2 separate regions of the Mus musculus genome follow, and region 2 is linked to region 1. Evidence: chromatin loops called from intact Hi-C (ENCODE). Cell type or tissue: left cerebral cortex. All regions are shown on one strand. Links, peaks and the distances in the headings refer to the core of each region. The heading gives the core; the rest is flanking DNA. Region 1 holds the start of Gm42517 (predicted gene 42517). Region 2 holds the start of Pcgf3 (polycomb group ring finger 3).

Evidence for each region. Hi-C counts contacts between places; a loop is a spot of excess contacts. Peaks named below come from ENCODE experiments on the same cell type or tissue, not always from the same donor. Only the 100,000 strongest peaks of a DNase experiment are listed, where the experiment ranks them.
Region 2: a loop joins it to region 1, with 2.1 times the contacts of the local background. A loop is called at or near these places in 4 of 42 quality-filtered maps.

The regions. Positions count from the first base shown.
Region 1 is chr5:108,365,273-108,368,166 of GRCm38, forward strand. Gm42517 (predicted gene 42517) reads right to left here and starts at 2,645. Exons shown (of 1, transcript NM_001374743.1): 1 at 283-2,645. The coding sequence starts at 2,411. The coding sequence ends at 1,287. Gm10419 (predicted gene 10419) reads left to right here and starts at 2,665. Exons shown (of 3, transcript NR_166481.1): 1 at 2,665-2,894. In left cerebral cortex, for the core only: a CTCF peak has its summit at 1,746; DNase peaks (open chromatin) are centred at 665, 933, 1,310, 1,899 and 1 more place; H3K4me3 peaks cover 2,500 bases; H3K27ac peaks cover 2,500 bases.
Region 2 is chr5:108,459,599-108,462,492 of GRCm38, forward strand. Pcgf3 (polycomb group ring finger 3) reads left to right here and starts at 1,661. Exons shown (of 11, transcript NM_172716.5): 1 at 1,661-1,853. In left cerebral cortex, for the core only: no CTCF peak of the experiment used is centred there; DNase peaks (open chromatin) are centred at 1,614, 2,071 and 2,281; H3K4me3 peaks cover 1,667 bases; H3K27ac peaks cover 1,090 bases.

The sequences.
Region 1 (2,894 bases), core at 276-2,775:
CCTGTGACTGGGAACTGTGCCTCCTCTGCACAGAAGTAGCCGTTTGCACACTGAAGACACTGCTCAGGGTTTCCGTTACTCTTGTAGCCTGTGGCGCTTGGCACGTGCAGAGGAGCTGTTCCCCTCCTCCACATGGGTCAGAGCTCTGCTCCCAACTCATCTGTGAGGCACCACCTGCCTGGTCTCACAGGTCCAGGCACATGGAGGTCAGATCACCTTTTCCCAACACTTAAAGCCTGCTTGGCTCCCAGCCAGCCCACCAGAAGGATGGAGACACTCCAGTCATATAGAACTCATTTCATATTGTGTGTAAATGGTTACACGCATATTATACTCACTTAAAGGTATGTCCTTCACATTCATTAAGGCTATTAGAGTGGTGTATTTAAATGAAATGCTATATAGTTAAAATCACCAGATTATTGAGTTAACAGGAAAATTATTTTGCAGAAAAACTAAGACTTTGATTTTTTTAAAATAGGATTAAACTGTTCATATGTATTAACCAAAAATAAAGCCTACTGCTTTGCAGTAGAAACCACACAACCGGTTCCAAAAACTGAAATGCAGGGGTCTGGCATCAGTGTCTCTTCACACAGCTGTTAGCTCAGAGACAGGTTGGACCTAGTCAACCAGCTAGCAGAACACAGCTGTTCTAACTCAGCATTTGTATGTCCCAATTCAGCCACTCTCCCCCATGCTGATTTGCATGTAGACATCCTCCAATTCCAAGCTGATGGACATTCTCCAATAACATAGCAATCAATTTAATAAAGGAACTCACCAATGTCAAATTGCAATAAATTTACCAAACATTTTCACTGTTTATGGAGAGCTTTACAGTAAGAAAGTGTCGACAGAAGCAGGCACATCCGGGTACAAAGTGTTGCTGTTGGTTGGTCTTTACTTCTGTTCCTACAGTTCCAACTGCTTTGCACTCTCAGCTGAGGTCCTCTACAGGAAATCACCTTTGCTAGGCGTTCTGTTCTTGCCCATTCGACCCAGGACCTCCAAGCACAGTCCTGGGGTATGGACTTGCCTAAGAGAAGTGTGATCGGCGAGCCCACCCCAAACATTTATTGTAAACTTTAAATGGAGTCCGGATATGAACGACACAGAAAGGAGACACCTCCTCACACAGAAAGGAGAATACCATATAGTGACCTAGAGTCTGGCAGATATCACAAGGCCGGGCCAGAATAAGTGCCAAGCCCCACGCAGGCACAACACCACGCAACGCCTGACTGCTGCCCTTTTGGGTGTCTTGTGGGGAATCGGGCCTGAACTCAGCAGGCTCGGCTAGGCTCCCAAGGGCGCGCCATCTCACAGGGCGGCCGGCAGCAATAGGGGTAGGAGGCGTTGAGGTCGGGGTCCGAGGGCGCATACCCTGGCAGTTCCACCGACGGGTGCCCGCCACAGCACACCTCCACGCCCGCCTCGTCAAACGCGTGGAAGACGCCCACGTTGATGTAGGACACAGCGTGGTGCGCTGCGAAGCTCGCGCAATCTCCTGGGGTGGTGAAGTCGGACTCCTCCGGGGATAGGATGGAGGCCTCGCTGGGCCGTGGCTGCAGCCGCCGCCCCCTTTTGCCCCGGCGGCCGCGCCGGGTCCGGGAGGCTAGCGGCTGAGCGCGGAGCCCGGGTCCGCCCCGTTGTCGCCCCAAAGATCGGCTTGCCCTCCGCCGGCCCCTGCGGCCGCGCCGGGCCTGCGACGACTTGTAGTTCTTGACCAGCAGGAGGCTGAGCAGGCCCAGCAGGCACTCGAGCGAGTTGAATACAGTAGAGAGCACCAGGCCGCGCTGGTAGTCTTTCAACTGGCGGCATTTGGCGGTCGTGTTGCTGTCCAGGTTGCTGCGGGAGCGCTGCGTGTTTGTGCCTGGGGCTACAGAGCCAGTGCCCTGGCCAGGGCCAGCGGCCGGCGTGCGCGGGGGCAGGCAATAGTGGGAGTACTTGCGTTCCACCAGGGACACCGTGTCGCCGTCGATCACTGCTCCCGCAAAGGCGCTGAGAACCCCAAGCATGAAGACCAGGACGCCTAGGAGCAGCAGGTTTTGGCTGTTCACCGGTCCCGAGGGCCCGGCAGCCGCCCGCGTTTCTCCAGGAGAGGGCTCCGGAGCGCCAGCTGGAGATGCGGGGACCCTGAGTCCCGGGCCGGGCCCGGCCCCTGACCCGGCGAGGGGCGCCTCCCGGGGCCCGCAGCACAGCAGGGCGGCGCCGAGCAGAGAGAGGCCGGCAGCCAACAGCAACCCCGAGTAAAAGGCTCCGGCGGCCGCCCCTAGCCGGAACGGCTCCCCGCGCAGCTCGGAGCCCAGTGAGAAGCACTTGAGGCCGACGGCGGCGGCGCTGAGCGCGCAGGCGAGCAGCAGGCAGGAGGAAAGCGCGGCGCAGGCCCCGCGGACGCTCCACTTCATCCTCCGCGCCGGAGCCGGCCCGCACCCGGCGCGCCCGCCGCCGCCCGCCGCCGCCCCCGCCGCCTGCGCCTCCTCCCGGCGCCGCGCGGCCGGACCGCCGGCCTCCTCTTCATCCTCCCGCGTCCTCCCGGGCTCGCGCCGCTGTCACTGGAGCCCGCATCCTCCGCCTCCCGCCGCCGCCGCGACCCCGCACCGGGAATCAAGCCGGCGCGGAAAACCGCAAGGTGCGCGCGCCCCCTCCCCAGACCGCGGCGCCGATCCCCGGACGCGCGGCCCCCCCTCCCCGCGGCCCCGCGCGCCTCTCCCTGACACCACCCTCCGCGGCCCCCTCCCGACCCTCTGGCCCCCAGGACGCCCCTCCGGACCTCCCCTAGGAGAGGGGGCCCTCGCTAAGTCTCCGCCTTCCTGCCCTCCCCCCTGGCAATGCCGCTGTCCAGAGCTCGCCGCCTTAGGACTGCCACTCCACCCAGGCCTCCTTCTCCT
Region 2 (2,894 bases), core at 246-2,745, 94 kb after region 1:
ACCTGTGAACTTAGTATCAAGACAGTCACATGATTTCAGGTCTCTTCTAGTCTCCAGAAATCTGGTTTCTGTCCTAGGTAAAGCCACTGGGTGGGTTTTGAGCAGGGAATTTCCCCCCAATTAATGCTTTATAAAAGCCACTATTTTGTGCTGAAAGTAGTCAGGGAGCAAGGACAAAACACAAGGATACTAGTTGAAAGCTATCTGCTCACCTAGGGATACAGGGTTAGGATTGGGGAAGGGACACATAGCTGGATTCTAATGTGTCAGCTGTTAGTTAGAGGAAGACTTCAGCGCTGGAAGGTGGGGGCCTAAAGTGGGCAACAACTTTCAGGAGAAACCAGAGGTTGTGTAAAGCGAGAGTTCCCTGAAGGTATCCCTGATAGACACAGAAGCAAGGTCTGAATCCTGGACCTAGAATGACATCTGAATATGGTCTTACCTAAGGCATGACAAGCCCATGTGAAGACAAGTGGTTTAAGGGTCTAGCTGTCTGTCAAGCTAGATGACTTCCTGAGATCTGTGCCCTAAGTCCAGGCCTGCTCATGGTCTTCTCAACAGTACCTCTTTGCTACCTCTAATACCAACACCAGATCCTCCATTATTCTAGGACTCTCCCTCAACCTTCTCCCCCATCAGTAGTCTCTCTGTGATACAAAGGCTGCCAGGCTTCAGTAGAGTATATTTGCCTTCCTGGGTGCCTATTCTGTTTTCCTTTCTTTCTTTCTTTCTTTCTTTCTTTCTTTCTTTCTTTCTTTCTTTCTTTCTTTCTTTCTTTCTTTCTTTCTTTCTCTGAGACAGGGTTTCTCTGTGTAGCCCTGGCTGTCCTGGAACTCGCTTTGTAGACCAGGCTGGCCTCGAACTCAGTAATCCACCTGCCTCTGCCTCCCAAATGCTGGGATTAAAGGCGATAACCCCTTTCAACCTCATTCTTTGCATGCCCCTTCTCCCAAACACCTGCTGGTTGGCCACCTTGCTGCTTCCTTGTCCCACCGCCTGTCTAGCATACAGCTGCCACAACCACTTTGTTTCCTAAGAACAGACTTCCAGTCCAGCATGGTAGGGCATTCCTTTAGTCCCAACACTTGGGAGGCAGAGGCAGGCGGATCTATGTTAGTTCGAGACCAGTCAGGGCAACACAGAGAAACCCTTTCTCGAAAATACAAGTAAACAAACAAACAAACAAACAAACAAGAACAGACTTTCTTTTCTCAGTTTATGCCCTCTGCCAGTCACAATGCACAGTGGACAACGGACAAATTGTGGGTTTCCACGGTCCGAAAGGCCAGCATAAGGGTCTCTCTGTGTCCACAGTGATTCCAAGAAAGGACAAAAATGTAAGCAGAAGGTTTATGGGGGTAGGAAACCCGTGGTCTAGATACTCCGGTTTCGTTCCTAACTCATGCAGTTGCCTGTCAGCGCGCGTCCTGAACAACCCGGCGGAGTTTCTCCAGGTAGTGCTTCTGACCACGCCTCCTGACCCACCTCTCACCTGTGACCACACCCCCGAGCTCCACCCTGCCTGTCTCGCCGAGCCAGCTTCCTGAGTCAATTGCTGCCTGCACGCGCCTGCGCTCTCTGGCCCCTCCTGCACCCCACCCCTATAGGCTCCGCCTTTCAGAGGCCCCGCCTCTCTCGTTTGCGAGGTGGGAGCTGAGCCACACACTGCGCATGCTCCAGCCGCGGCGCCCCCGACTCCGCACTCGGCTGGGTTCGGGCATTTCCGCCTCTTTGTTTTAAACTCTGCACGGCTTTTTTCTCCTCCTCTTGGGGGGGACCCAGAGGGAGCGGCGCCCCCTCCCCCTCCCGGCGAGCCCCCGCGTGCGCCCGCTCGCCCGCCGCCCGAGACGCAGGTCAGTGAGCCCGCCCCGCCTGGCCTGGCCCGCGCGCCCGCTCCTCAGGCCGCGGGCCTCGGCCCATGGGCGGCAGAAGGCTGCGAGCCCAGCGCCCCCGGCAGGCCCGGGAGGCGGGACCCTAAAAGCCTGCGAGAAGGCCAGGACTTCTCGCAGGTCTGGACCCCGGGAGGGCAGAACCCAGGGCCATGCTGGATCCCGGAACAATCTGGACCCAGGGAGGACAGGGACCTTGGACCAGACAGAACCCGGGGAAGAGCCTGCACAAGGCTGGACCCTTGACCAGGCTAGACCGGGGTGGGCAGAATCCTAGACCAGGCAGAACAGCAGCCGAGGTGGATTCCGAGCAGTCTGGACCCCGAGAAAACAGGACCTAGGGAAGACAAGGAGCTCAGTCCGGCTAGACCTGGCACCAGGCACGATTCCAGAGAACAGGACCCCGGAAGAACAGGAGTCTGGGCCAGGCTGGATCCAGGGGGATCAGGACCGCAGACCAGGCAGGACCCAGGACCAGGCCAGAATTACTGAGGGCTACTCACTGAACAGTCCTTAGGACTGGGCAGCTCTCCCATAGTTCTGGGACCCCAGGACAGGTGGAGCCCCGACTCTTGGAATGGACACTTGGGGGAGGGTCAGTATTAGAGACCTGACAAGAGTCTAGAAAAGGTCATTGAGGAAGAATGGCTCCCAGGACCTGGCAGGACTTAGAAAATGGCAGAATCACTTAGATGGGCCAACTAATGATAGATTACAGAGGAGGGTTAAGACCCTGAGACCACCCCACAGAGGGCCAGGGTGCTGGGACAAGGCCATAGGAAGGTCAGATCTCCCAGGGACAAATCGGCTGTAGAGAGCTGGGAAATCAAGGCTGGCTCAAAGGAATCTGGACCACTGTGGCAGTCCTTTGAGCAGTTTGAGGCCCTGAGGGTGAACTGTGAGGAGAGTTCAGAATATAGATAGGCTTCAGGACAAACAGGACCAAAGGTGGGTCCCTTTAAAATGAAAGCCTTGGAGCTGAACCGTGAGGATGGTCCTCAGGGA